2 separate regions of the Homo sapiens genome follow, and region 2 is linked to region 1. The links are chromatin contacts, found by Hi-C or POLR2A ChIA-PET in ENCODE. All regions are on one chromosome and are shown on one strand. The core of a region is the stretch at or near the end of the contact, and the rest is flanking DNA. Distances in the headings are between cores, read along the strand shown.

The links. Hi-C counts contacts between places; a loop is a spot of excess contacts on that map. ChIA-PET counts read pairs that join two places held with the same protein, here RNA polymerase II (POLR2A). Pooled maps may share reads with other maps.
Region 2: a loop to region 1 is called in a pooled map, with 4 times the contacts of the local background. The contact joins the enhancer-like site here to the promoter of CASC15 in region 1. A Hi-C loop is called at or near these places in 1 of 37 single-sample maps with no recorded cell type and 8 of 50 pooled maps. POLR2A ChIA-PET finds 5 or more read pairs at or near these places in 1 of 52 experiments (WTC11).

What each region holds. Positions count from the first base shown.
Region 1 is chr6:21,662,783-21,669,930 of GRCh38, forward strand. It overlaps CASC15 (cancer susceptibility 15), which reads left to right and starts at 3,631. Exons shown (of 12, transcript NR_015410.2): 1 at 3,631-3,863; 2 at 5,865-6,117. LOC124901483 reads right to left here and starts at 3,278. Exons shown (of 3, transcript XM_047419653.1): 1 at 3,270-3,278; 2 at 2,865-3,033; 3 at 1,759-2,176. The coding sequence starts at 3,278. The coding sequence ends at 1,773. RefSeq lists a silencer at 2,896-3,190.
Region 2 is chr6:22,067,331-22,073,974 of GRCh38, forward strand. The region is part of intron 8 of CASC15 (cancer susceptibility 15); the gene reads left to right. Among named protein-coding and RNA genes, the nearest start is that of NBAT1, 77 kb to the right of the region's middle. Within about 2 kb of position 4,466, at least 12 of the 41 ENCODE cell types and tissues checked have a DNase peak (open chromatin) inside an H3K27ac peak, as active enhancers do.

The sequences.
Region 1 (7,148 bases), core at 2,381-4,880:
AAGTAGAGAAACCAGGAGGGAAGGAAGAAAGGAAGGAAGGATGGCAGGCAGGTAACACTGTTCCCTAAAGGGGAGGTTACTGCTGTGTGTATCTGAAACTCAAAGTTGGGCACCTTTGGGAGACTAGAGTACAATTTACCGTAGTCCTAAGCTCAGTGGGGAAGCTGGAGTATTTTTATATCAACACCTTTTTTTTTTTTTTTTTGAGATGGAGTGTCACTCCGTTGCCCAGTCTGGAGTGCACTGGCACTATTTAGGCTCACTGCAACCTCCGCCTCATGGGTTCAAGCAATTCTCCTGTCTCAGCCTCTCGAGTAGCTGGGTTTACAGGCACATACTACCACGCCCCACTAATTTTTGTATTTTCTAGTAGAGACAAGGTTTCACCATGTTGGCCAGGCTGGTCTCGAACTCCTGCCCTCAAATGATCCACCCACCTCAGCCTCCCAAAGTGTTGGGATTACAGGTGTGAGCCACCATGCCTGGCCTCAACACCTATCTTTGATTGGTTGAGGGCTGCTCTGAGAGGAATTAACTGCCTGGCTCCTCTGCCCTGCCCCTCTGCACTGGCAAAGTGGGGTCTGGCAGCCACAGGAAGCCCTTGAATGGGGAAGCAGAGAGGGAAGAGTAAGATGCCATTGGCCTGCCAGTAGGAAGCCCATGACATACTGGTGGAGCCCCAGCCCTGTTAGTACAGAAAAGATACCTGGCTGATATGCTCTGCTATATCCATCTTTGAGCCTAGATGATGTTAATTAACTCTTTAAAAATATATTAAAGCTGTGGTGGCATCTGAGAAAAGATGGTATGCTTTTAAAAGGTAGGAGTGAACAGCTCATACATTGTCCCAGGAGTGGGCTTTATTACAGAGATGGGGGAGCTCTGACCTGTTGAAGACCAAGATTCCAGGAAGAAATGTTTGTTCACAAGCAGGTTGGGAAAGGGAGATACTTCAAACAGCTCTGAGAGCAATATTTCATAAAGACAGGCAGCAGGAAGAAAGCCTTCTTAAGGCCATATTGACTTTTGCACCTAGCAAATGACCCTTACTCTTCATTCCCATAAAAAAGAGAGAAACAAACAGTAAACATTTTCAAAGGATCGGTAATGTTTTAATAGCTCTGATTAGTAAGCGGAGTATTGGGTGTTATTTCGAAGTCAAAAATTCTATCTTGGTTGATTTACCCTATAACCTGGAGCATTTTCGAGAGGCAACAGAATGGAATTGTCTCAAAGTACTGACTTTTCATTATTTTCCACGCAGATCCCTGAGGATAACAGAAGGAAAGGTTTTGTCTGGGGGAGGGTAGGCTTCTCCCAAAAAGAGAATTCTGGAAGTCAACATAATTAAACAAAGAGGAAAATGTGCCAGACAGGAGTGGGTGGGGGCTGTTTTCTCTTTGTGGTTGGTTGTGGTGCGTTCAAGATTCCTCGCCTAAGATGAGGTTCCTGAGCTTCCAGTAGGCGACTGACTGCCCAAGAGACCCAGGGCTCCGCAAGGAGACGGCGCAGGTGTCGGGGCTCCCCGCAGGTGAGGAGGCCGACGTTCCAGGAGGTCCGCCCGGGCGGTCCCTGAGTCCTGCCTCGCGGCTGCTCGCTGGGATCCGAGGGCGGAACGGGACGCGCAGGAACCCGGCCCGACGGGCGCGGCTCACACCCGTGCTCTTCCTGCGCTCTCGGCCTCACTTTGCGGCCAGAGCCGCGGCCCTGCGCGTGGCCGGCGGCCGCTTCTTTATCTCCGACCCCACTGCCCAGTACTGTACGCGTCCAGACTAAAGAAACATCATTCGCTTAAGGGGCTGGGAAAAGCGCGTGCTCCGCTCGCCCTGGCACCGCGGGTCGCCCAGCTCGCAGACTGGGACGGGCGGTGCAAGAGGTGGTGCTCCCTGTCCAGGAGGGGACGCGGAAGAGGGCATCTCTGGTCCCGGGATGCGATTGTCCCGGTTTCTCCTTCTGGCCCACTCGCCGCGCGCACGAACTCTAGGGGAAGTTGGTTGTAAAGTTTCCGAGAGCGGCGTGGGCTGGTGCGAGTGAAGCGCGGGGCGGGGGAGGCGAGGACAGAAGCTCTCCTCGCGGCGTCTTTGTTCTGCTCTGGAGGAGAGACCTTGGCAAGGAGTCGCCGGGCGGGTGCAGGGACCTACCGCCACCACATTCCGGACCCAGCGGGAGCCCTCCTCTTAATGCCCCTCCCCCCGCAAGCCAACCCAGGACATAGCCCCCAGGTCCCCAAGGTTCCGTCTACCTCATCCTTCTACCCCCAAACTTCACCAACCCGAAAGGATTCCAAGTCTGGGATGGGGAGAAAGGAAAGAGGGTGGAGGCAAAGGTGCGCGACGGGCTGGATACCAACTGGAGGGTGGGTGTTCGCATTGAAATGTTTTTTTCTTTTGCCCTAGAAATTGCTTCCCCATGCGGGCCCCTACTCTCTCCCATTTCCCCCACCTCCCTGCTTTCTTTTTCTTCAATTCTAGTGGATCTAGAAGGAAAACGAGTGCTGCTCTGAGTCACTCAGCGAGCTAATGCTATGGCCCGAAGTTGGGATCAGGGTCGAGGGGTGGGGGACCATGTGGATGGGGTCCCAATTCTGGAGGTTGAGAATGACTGGAAGGGACCTGGGGAAGGGTCGGGAGCTGTTCCTGGTCCGAGACACCTGATTTGTCCCGGACAAGGCAGTGGGGGAGGGGAAGGAAAGAGGGGATGCTCGGCTGGGACGTGTCGCGGCAGGGGGTGGAGGATGAGGAGGCGGCCTGGGACCCCGAGTCAGATCTTTGGGGTGAGCACGAGGACGTGGTGTAGGGAAGAGGACGAGTGAGCAGCGCCTGGCTGTAGGGTCAGAGGGCGCCTGGTCATCCTGAGAGCCTTGCCTTCGCAGTTTGAGATTAGGGGAAGTTCGGGGCCTGAGAAGGTGGGCGCGATGCTGGAGCTGGGAATTCTTCCTCGGAGCCCCTGGACCGAGTTGCGCTGCGCCTGCAGCAACAGGTAGCCCCGAGGGATGGGCGGAGGCCCCGGCCGAACCCGGAGCTGGCCTTTGTCCTGCCAATTAGAGGGCTCTCCAGAGGGACAGCGTGGGTGGGGGTAGGTGGGGAAGGGCGGGAGAGGAGTTTCCTAACACTTGGAGCCCCTTTGAGTTGTTCTGTGTATTGGGTGGAGGAGGGTGAATCCGAGAGGAGGGAGGAGGGTGAATCCGAGAGGAGGAAGGAGGATGAAGAGCCTAGCCTGCGCCCCACCTCTGATTGTGTAAGCGCCTTTATCTAGGGTTGACCCCCTACCCTTTGCATTTTGTCTCTTGGGATGACGAAAAATGGACAGAAACTCGACGCCCAAGTGAATGTTTCACATTGATTGGCAGGGAAAGTGCAAACAAAGAGGTGCATCTCCGGGAAACAATGATTTTGGAGATCCCCTGCCCACCACCCCAGACTTGTGCGCGGTGCGGAGGGGGCCAGGGCTGGCATCTCCCGGGGAAAGTTTCGAGCCTGGCAGTGGGAGGAGACCGTCTGGGCAGAGTTGTGATGAACTGGGGACCGAGCAGCCCCAGCTCGCCTCGGAGGTTCCCGAGCCGGGCGGGAGATGCGGGGAGAGGGAGGGGGCGGGGAGGGAGGGGAGGGAGAGAGGAAGAAGGGGTGAGAGGGAGAAACCTGCCGCCGCTCGCCGCCTCTTTGTCTGCTCCGGGACTTGGAACAAAAGGGGGAACTCTGATGAACTCTCTTTCCTCCCCTCTCCCCCGGACGCCGGGGTATCTCCCTCTCGCAACTTTGCCGCCCCGACTTTCTCTGCTGTCAGGCCGGGAAAAAGTGTCCGAACGCCTCGTGGACTGCAGCGGGGGAAATGTCCCTTAAAAGTGCGACGAAGTGGGGAAGAAGGTGAGTGGGGACTGTTGTCTTGTTTACCTCTCTCCCCTCAACTCGCCCCGCTCCCCGCCCTTCGGAGGGCAGAGGAGTAGCCCAGTGGCAAAGTTTGGCTGGTAAATTGTACCTCCTTTCCCCGTTCCCTTCTCTTTTGTTCTTTAAAGAACTCGCGCAATTGTTTCATTTGTTTATTTTTAATAGGCAAAAGCCAAGTAGGCATTTATCTTATGTGCTTCTTTATATGAGGGGCTGGGGGGATGGGGAGGAGGGTTTCAAAAGGGTGGGGTGAGGGGGTATTGCTTCGCGTTCTTCCAGCTGCACTCATGTAGGGATGAATATGCAGAAATTGAGAGGGTCAAGTCCAGCCTCGCCCCCACCCTAGCCCTGACCCTGGTCATGCAAAAGAAAGCGATATGGATATGGGGGTCGTTTGTATAACTTAGCTGTCTGCAGAGCGCTCTGTAGATACCACGCACAATATAAAAACGCTGCAACAATGGAAGGAAGAAAGGTTTGGGTTGGAGGGGATTGGTCCCTTGTGTTAGCGGTCAAGGAGAGGTTTACAACAAACAGCTAAGAGTTCAGAAAGTTTTCTTCGGGGCTGAGATGGGGTGGAGGAAGCCACAGGTTACAGACTGTCAGAGATGCAGGGATGGAGGGGATGGGGCCTGGACCACTAGTTAGAGCCATCCCGTCCGCCCCTTTCAGTTTCACGATCCACCCGGAATAACCCAGGCAATCCTTGGTATCCGTCCTCACCTCTCTCACTTTCCATCACCCCCCGCCCCCAACCCCACTTCAGTGTGTTTGAATAGAAAGCAGAACGTGAGCCCCAGAAGCTCCTCTGACCCAGCCTTCCGCCCCGCCTTTTGTGTTTTAACCTTTTGTTTCTATCTGCCACGCCCGTCCAAAAGAGGGATGGCTGTTTCTGCTGCTGCGGGGTGAAGAGGCAGCGCAGTCCACTCCGTTTTTATAGGCTAAGGAAGACGCCCTAACTTTGTTTCCTAAGTAGCTTAACTTAGGAATGTTTCTAGGTTGGGTCATGCGCGAATGAGGGGAACACTCAACACCCAGTAAACGTTGCCACTTTAGGTACAATTTCTCCCAGCGCTTTTCCACTTTATACAGGAGTTGTTTATCCCATACTGTCATTTGGTTTGTAGAAAAAGCATTTTGGGGGCCGGGCGCGGTGGCTCACTGTAATCCCAGCACTTTGGGAGGCCGAGACATGTGGATCGCTTGAGGTCAGGAGTTCGAGACCAGCCTGGCCAACATGGCGAAACCCCGTCTCTACTAACAATACAAAAATTAGCTGGGCGTAGCGGTGCGTGCCTGTAGTCCCAGCTACTTGGGAGGCTGAGGCAGGAGAATCGCTTGAACACAGGAGGCTGAGGTTGCAGTGAGCTGAGATCGTGCCATTACACTACAGCCTGGGTGACAGAGCCAGACTTTGTCTCAAAAAAAAAAAAAAAAAAAGGAAAAGCATTTTGGAGACTGAAGTTGGGGGTTTATTGAAAGTGGGCAAATGTATGCCTTATCTGAGGTGATATCTAAATATTAGGAATATGCAGAATAGGCTTTTTGAATTCTACATGCAGAATAACCTAAAGGTTATTATCTTCAGGTATGTTTTGTGAGATCATTTCTGATGCCAGGATAGTTTATTACCTTCTCCACTTTCTTCTCTCATATATTCCCAAGTGCTAGAGGCTTTCCTCACTTCCTTGGACTTACTTTTGACAAGACAAATGAAACATCAAAGCGCATGCACTGTCAATAACTTGAGGAAACGCCCAAACATTGTCTTTTAACTTCTTCAACTTTTGATTCTGTATAGTAGTAGTTACTATTGAAGTAGTTACTATTGTACCTAGAAATGATTCAACTGCTAGAACTATGTAGTTTTGAGTTTTCATATCAAAGACTGAAATATATTATTGCAACAATTACTTTCTTTTACAAAGTGAGGAGGCAGAATGACCTGGAAGCTAACTTTAATTAATTTCAATTGTATAGGTGTAATTACTATTATCAGCATCTAGAAAGCATCATGAATTTGCTGGAGTACTTCCTAGCACTGACCTCCTTCATTCTGCGTTGTTCTTACTGGATCTTTCCATCAGCCAACAATATGGAAGTACCAATACAAGGTCAAATCATTCCTGGATTCATCTGGAGTTGCTTAAAAGTTAAATCATTGGAATTTTTGATGATACCTTTTCTATATGGATTACAATTTGATCGCTGGGAATTCTCCACCTTAAAGAAGGTATGTTGCTTTTTAGATACTCTACGAGGACTTCATTTTTGGTCTGGGGCTTATACCCAGAGATTTGACTAGTTATTTTGAGCGGCTGTGTTATCAGAGTGATTTATGACTTTGGACTTCCTTGTTTTAAACTGTTTTCTGTAGATCCTTTCTTATTTAGGATGATGATTTGGGTATTTGTGATGGAATTTTATTAATTTTACCATCTGTTCTTCAACATTAGCACACATAATGAATGCAGATTATATGGTCACTAAGGAAATTTTGTAATGATGATGCATCCAGCAGGGAAATATCCTACTTTATTTGTGATTGATTTGCTTCTTAAATATTGCAGTAGATATTTCTAAGTTCTGTGTTAGCAGAACTTATGTTGTTTGCATTACTATTATTTTTCTTCATTTTGACACTTCATTTTGGTAAACAAAATCCAAAAATGGCCCAAAATAAATGTCTAATGACTGGGAGTCTATATAAAATACAGTAAGTTCTCTCAGAGTGAAAACCTTGAGTTTGTAATAACAGAGCCCGTACATTTGTTTAACCTTTATGGCATACATCAAGTTTTTATAGTGGTCATAAGAGTCTTCTATTCCTTCTTTTAAGTCTTACAATTAGTTTTTGTTCACCTCTGTGAGAAAGTAGTTAAAAATTCACATAACTACTGTTGGTAATATAAAAAGTTAATTTTGATATATTTACAATCCTTGTTTAAGTGATTGTTTGCCATGGAAAGTAAGAACTTTCTTTCTGTGGTCTGGTCAAATAAATTAACTGGGAATTGGAAACATTTTTATCTTGTTATGAGGAAAAAAGGAACATTACAACTTGCTTCTTTCTAGCTGTATAAACATAAACAAGCTACTTAACCTTCCTGGGCTTCTGTTTGTTACCAATAAAATGAAGGTTAAGTTAAATAACTTAAAACATTTTTGAAATCTTTTAACATTAAGATTCTATGATTTGTTACTTGCTTCTATAAATAAGATACATCCTCTCTTGTAAAGTTTGTTTTTACATCATTGAACAAT
Region 2 (6,644 bases), core at 3,216-5,715, 410 kb after region 1:
AATATGTCTTGGACTGCTTGAGCCTTCCTGGGAGGATATTGGAGTTTTCCCAGAGAGGCTGGCTTCACACTGTGGGAAACACTGGTTTGGTAGATAACACTGTTAGAATTTATATTTCAGAGGGCATTTAGTTGTCTTCAGAGTTTTAGAGCAGCCACAGCTGATCTTCTATGTCTCAGGATCTGAAGAAACTCAAAGTATAAGCTAGGCTTTCTTTATACTGATGTAGTCATTCTCTTTTGAGGGGCACCCTAACTTGTAACTCACTGATCCTGTGTTATGGCAGCAGGCTGAGTTCACCAGCACCAAAATATCCAGTTAGTGTATCAGAAGAGAAAATGTGGGTGTCACAAATAAGAGTAGCTAAAAGATAGGACATTATAGGGTGAAAGGTCCATTGGCTGATGCCGCCTTCTCTCAGGGAATGTTAAAGTGTCAACATTTTGGCAAAATCCTAAGCTAATTTTGTTTAAATGTGATCATCACATAGCATTGACTGAGTAATTGAAATTTGTGATGGGAAATAAGGATGAAATATTTAGAAAGTATGTTATGGCCCCTTTGCTTAAGAGTATATGCTAAAATAAAAGTATCTCATTACGAGGAATGTAAGTGAAATAAATTCTTTCAGTTTAATTTTCTCAGCATGTATCTGGCATTAAGTAGTTTTTATAAATCTTATGCAAGGGCCTATCCCACAGCTCTATTCCATTGGTGGCTTAAATGTGAAGTAGGCATATCTGAAGGGTTCTTTTGCTCTGTATTATAATGTTGAGAAGTTAGTTATTGAACCTATAGCTTTTCATCTCTAGAATGGAGATAAGAGAATCATCCTCAGAGTTTAAAAAAAAAACTTTTAATTTTTAAGTAGTTTTAGATTTACAGAAATGTAGCAAAAAAAGGAAGAGTGTAGTCTTACATCCCTTGCCTGGTTCCTTTTCTTGTTACCTTATTATGTATGCTTGTCAAAAAAAATTCAACATTGGGACTTGCCTATTAAATGACTCCACAGTTTGGGTTTTTTTTTTTTTATCTTTATATTTCACTGGTTCTTCCCTAATATCCTTTTCTGTTCCAGGGTCATACTGGATACGACATTGCATTTAGTAGTCATGTCTCTTTAGATTCCTCTGAACTATGAGGGTTTTTCAGCCTTTCCTTGTTTTAATGAGCTTAACAGTTTTGAGGCGTGCTGGTCAGATATTTTGTAGAATGTCCTTCAACTGAAATTCATCTCATGATTGGACTTGGTTATGGGTTTTTTCAGAGGAAGACCACAGAGGTGAAGCACCATTCTCCACCATCATATCAAGAGTACCTATGATCACCATGACGTATCACTATAGATGTTGATCTTGATAACCTGGCTGAGGTCATGGTGCCAAGTCTCTTCACTGCAAATTTGCCTTCCCCCGACTTTTTCCCATACTGCACTCTTTGGAATGAAATTACTAAGCACATGTCATAGGGTTATTTTAAGGTTTAAGTGAGATGATGAAGCTTGTGGTATAAAACCCAGTGCTTTAGAAAACACTCATGAATGTCAGTTGCTACTGTAGTTGCTGCCTTTACACTAGTCCCTTTCAATACATGAAAGCTAGTATTCTTTAGAGCTGCTTTCTCATAATTATACAGTTCTCAGCCATTTGCTGATATTGATCAGAAAGTAAAAATAACAAAAAAGAGTGCTCACACACCTTTCAAACGAGATGCCTGTATACAAAGTCACTCTAGGATGGAAGGATACGAATTCTCTCAAAGTTTACCATGGAGAGACTCTACTAAACTGGGATTATCAGCCTCTGGTCCTGTTTCATGTGATGGAGTCAGTCATTGATGACAGAGCTGGTGGGTTCTGGTTGGTCTTGGGCATGAGAGGGAGAAAGAAAGTTTAATTTAGGAGCTGAGCCTGAAAAATTGGTGAGGTTTTTTTTTTTCTTCCTCTGGTGATAGCTTTTGGGTAGAATTTTGAGTTCTTACTGGAATAAACGATCTTCAGCACTTCTCTGTGAAATGAAGGGCTTGTTCTGGGACCTGAAATGCTTCAAACCCTGTGCAGTTGTTGCCAGAGTGGCTGTCTGAGCCTGGATAATAGAGCCTGGAGTCCTATGTAACCATGTCTGTTGGAATAAATAAGAACAGCTGGTCGCTTGTACAGATACTGTTGGCATGAATTTTTTATTTAAGTCTCTCCATGTATCTAGTAAACAGTAAGCAGTATTCTAACATTACTAAAAGCCTCCTAAGTCTCCCACCAATAAATTTCCTTCACTCTTCCCCATTAAAAGTTCAGGGAGTAGGGCAAGGTTAATGTACCAGAGAAGGAATGGTAGGGAAGTATTTCTGAGCTGGAGAAAATAAGGTTCTTCTTCTGTGTCTCTTTTCCCATTTGACCTTCTAGTTTCTCTCTCAGATAACACATTTTTTTTTTTGGACTATTTCTTGGGAAAGCAAGATTTATACGATATTCTTTTGCTGTTTCTTATGTATAAGAGAGACTTATTCGTGTTAAAATGGAATACTCTGTCCCTGAGCGCTTAATGGGAAAAAAAATTTGCATTTGTGTTAAGGGGTAGGTGAGTGGTAAAATATTCTTTTGGTTTCTTTTAAATGTCTAGCAAGGAAACTCTTCCATGTATCTTTATGAATTTTTGTCTCAGAAAGCTTACTAGAGACTAAACACTCCTTCACTGTCCTATAGAGAACCAGAGATGTACTTAAAGAACATAGATGATGTCACGCATTCATTTTTTCTGTTTTTTTTTTTTCTTTCTTTTTGTTTTTGTTTTGAGACAGAGTCTTGCTCTGTCACCCAGGCTGGAGTGCAGTGGCACGATCTCAGCTCACCGCAACCTCTGCCTCCTGGGTTCAAGCGATTCTCCTGCCTCTGCCTCCCAAGTAGCTGGGACTACAGGTGTGTGACACCATGCCCAGCTAATTTTTGTATTTTTAGTAGAGACAAGGTTTTGCCAGGCTGGTCTCAAACTCCTGGCCTCAAGTGATCCGCCGGCCTTGGCCTCCCAGAGTGCTGGGATTATAGGCCTGAGCCACCACACCCAGCCTGTTGTTATCGTTGTTTTTAAAAGCAGAAAGAAATTTCCAGCTTAACCTGCCATATTAACCCTGGGGTGCTAAGAAGTGAGACCTATCAGAGACAATTGGCCCCATTGCTCTGTTATTTCTTTCGTCAAGGAGACATTGAGTTCCCTGCACTGGGTGCTAGGAATGTAAGTAAGAAGAAGATGGGATCTGTGTACCTTAGGAATCAAATGATAGTCTTTATGTGCTCTGGTACAGGTCTGTGTGTGTGTGTGTGTGTGTGTGTGTGTTTCTTTCAAGCCTTTGTGAGACTCCTATGGCAATTAGGAAGGCTCACAGATATTCTGATGGCCTTCCTTGGGCACACTCAGCACAGTTGTACTTTCTTGCCTCCTTTAAGTCTAGGCATGACTATGAAAGTGGCTTGCCATGAAATGTGGCAGAAGTCACATGTGTCACTTCCCAGATGAAGCTTTAAGAGTTGCCATGTGATTTGCTTCATCCCCTTCCCCTTACATTGGTTGAAGCACAGGCCACGAGAGAGCCTACACAGTCTGGTCATGTGATGAGGGGCTATGATGGAAAGACCTCCCGACCGAGGTTGAACATGTCATGTAAGCAAGAATTAAGCTTCAGTTACTACAAGTCATGGGGATTTAGGTAGAGGTGGTGTGTTCCTGCAGCATTATCCAGCCTGTCCTAAGTAATGCAGTCAGCATTCTTATCTCTTTAGAGTTATAGGAATTAAGGCCTCAATGTTGGGCTGTGGAGGGGATGTTCACAGTTGTGATGGTGGCAGCAGTGGTGGAAAATCTGTACATGTGGTAGTTATTGATGCACAAAAATTGGGCATCAGTTTTTAGAGGTGTGACCTACATTTCAGTATCGTTGTTAAATATCTGTAGGGAGATTACATCCCTTCTGACACTGTATGTCTAATTGTCAGTGAATATCTTTATATAATGAAACATAATTCTAAAGAAGGAAAAAACTCAAAGTATGTACACACACGCACATGCACACACACACACACACACACACGCACACACACACCCTCTAGTTTATTCTCCCAAGAATTATATGAGAGATTTTAATGTTGTTCTACTGGTTGAGTGCCAGGAAGAATTTCTTGGGTGGATATAATGCTTAATTTATATTTGGGGAATTTCCACTGCTAAATCAGTGCTTGTAAAGTTTAAAAAGAAAAGAGGGGGAGGGTTGGAGAAGGGGACCAAAAAAAAAAAAAGCCCAGGGATGTGGTTGACAATATTCCTTTTAATTTAAAGCCACCTGAAGGCTTCAGCTGAATAATAAAGTAATTCCCATATGGTTTCCGTTCTTTCAGTGTTAGAACCTCTGAAATGCAGTCTACTTTTAGCCTTGGCTTCTGCATGCCTCTTTGTCAGGCTGAAATGCTTCCCGTCTGCTTGCTCTGGTAGGAAATGGAACCAAAGCCGACTGCTCTGGGGGACGAGTTCCCAGGCTTTGCTTTCTATTTGGCAAACGTGGCTCATGTGATGGGAGGCACTTCTCCTCCAGGGCACTCTTGACTCTCTGACAGACAGGACCAGCTCTGAAGGTGGCTGCAAGTTTTCATTAATGCCAGAGCTCGCTATAGGCACTTTTCTCCCTCCCTTACAATTCTGTTTACAATAAACTTTCCCTCAAAGGAAAAACCCAGGATTCATATGAGTTTCGTTGTTTTCCCTGGAAAGAAGTTTTTGTAACCCTCAGACTCTTTAGAAGGGAAAACATCCAGTAAATCCTGAAATCTGACTGCAGAGTTATTTTTCATTATTTGTACTTTCATTAATTCAAATTCCACCAAAAAACTTTTCTCTTTTTCCTGCCCTGTGTAAGTTTACTTTCCCCCCTGTGTTCATATGAGTTCATGAAATACTTAGGAAGTATATGAAAAATGTTTCAGAAACACAGTTGTGTTATATGATGCTTACCCAAATCCTGCTGAAGTAAGTGAAAAGACATTCCCTCTCCCTACCCCTTCTTTTTCTCCCCTTCTCTCTCCTAACTTTCTGTGTTCAGAGTCAATGCAAAGGGCCTTCATTTTTAATGTTAATTTTAAAAATAACTAGTTTTCTTTTGAGGTAAACTTAGGGAAAGCATATGTGTTTGGAGATATATATCTCCATATATAAATATTTACATTTACATTTACATTTGGAGCTCAAGTTTTTCATTTTATTTTTCAAACATGTTGAATTAAACTAGCTAAGGACTGGAAACCCACCATGACTATTTGCTGTGGGTTGTATGATCACTATTCTGGCTTGAATTTTTGAACTTCTACAGCAACATCTTTAAAGTGCCATGAGATAACTTTGCTGTTGCTCAAAAAGAAGCTCTTTAGGAAGTCGGAAAACAGGAATTCTGGTGCTACTTTATGGTGATAATGTCACTAACTTTGTACCTTTTTGTCCATTTAAAAAATGAGATCAATGGTGCTGGCCTTTCCACTTTTCATGTAGTTGCAAAATCATTTCTTCATGCAAGGACAATCAAAATATATGAATAACGTGGCCTGAATATTTGGAAGAAAAGTCCTGCAAAAGTGTAGGCTGATGGAAGCAGAGGAAGAACATTTTATATTGAAGAACAAAGGAATTTCAAAAGAAATGGTGTTACCAGCTCTTTCAGTTGACCAGACAAGTACCAAGTGTTTGGGACTTGTTCCCATCCCAACAAAGCCAGCATTTTGAGGAGGCCTCTCTGGCAGGGTCATTACATCAGCCAGTTTCCTCTCCATTTGAAATGAGAAAGTACATGTTAAGCACAGAGGCACTCTAAAGATGAACTCATGCCAAAATATGCCTTCATAAGCCTCCAAAGTCACTTGTGGGGTACAATGTCAGAATGAACATGATCTTATCTGGCCTATAAATTAAATGACACATTTTCTGTTTCTTGCACAATGTGTCCCTAAGTGGTGCTTCATGTGAGTTTCTAGAAATGCCTTCTGTAAACTAGACTAATATGCACATGTGCTTTTTCTTGATCTTTAATTGTTCATTACTAATATACGGACTTTGCATCAAATGTAAAGCAATCTCAACAACAGTCTCAATCAAGAGGAATGTCTCTGTGTCTTATAATTTTCCTCAACAGAAATTTTTAATGATACTACTTTTTAAAAAGCTCTCCTTCTGGTTTTCTTGGGTAATTTTACGTGGTATATTTAAAAATCTACTTCATGAGCTGAAGATACAGGCACTGTATTCTTTTCTTTAGCTCTCTGCACCATTCTACTTTCCAACATATATAAACTGTATATTTACTTCCTATTTCTAAGGTTGTTAGCAATGCTGTTCTGTAACCATTATGAAATCTCTCATGGTTCCTGTTCAGCTTGATACTAAAAATTGAAAGCCAGTAAGCAGTGTTTATGCTATATATGCAAATACTTTTCAACAAAGGGCCAGTTGGGATGCTCTGATTACATACTTTTCCAATTTCTTGACCCCTGTATCTCTCTATGAAAGGGGTCAAATGCAAGAGGCCAAATGAAGATTCTTTATTTAATTTTATCGCTGATTGAAACCATACAACAGTTAGTTTGCTTCAAACTTGACCTTCTTGCACAATTTGTT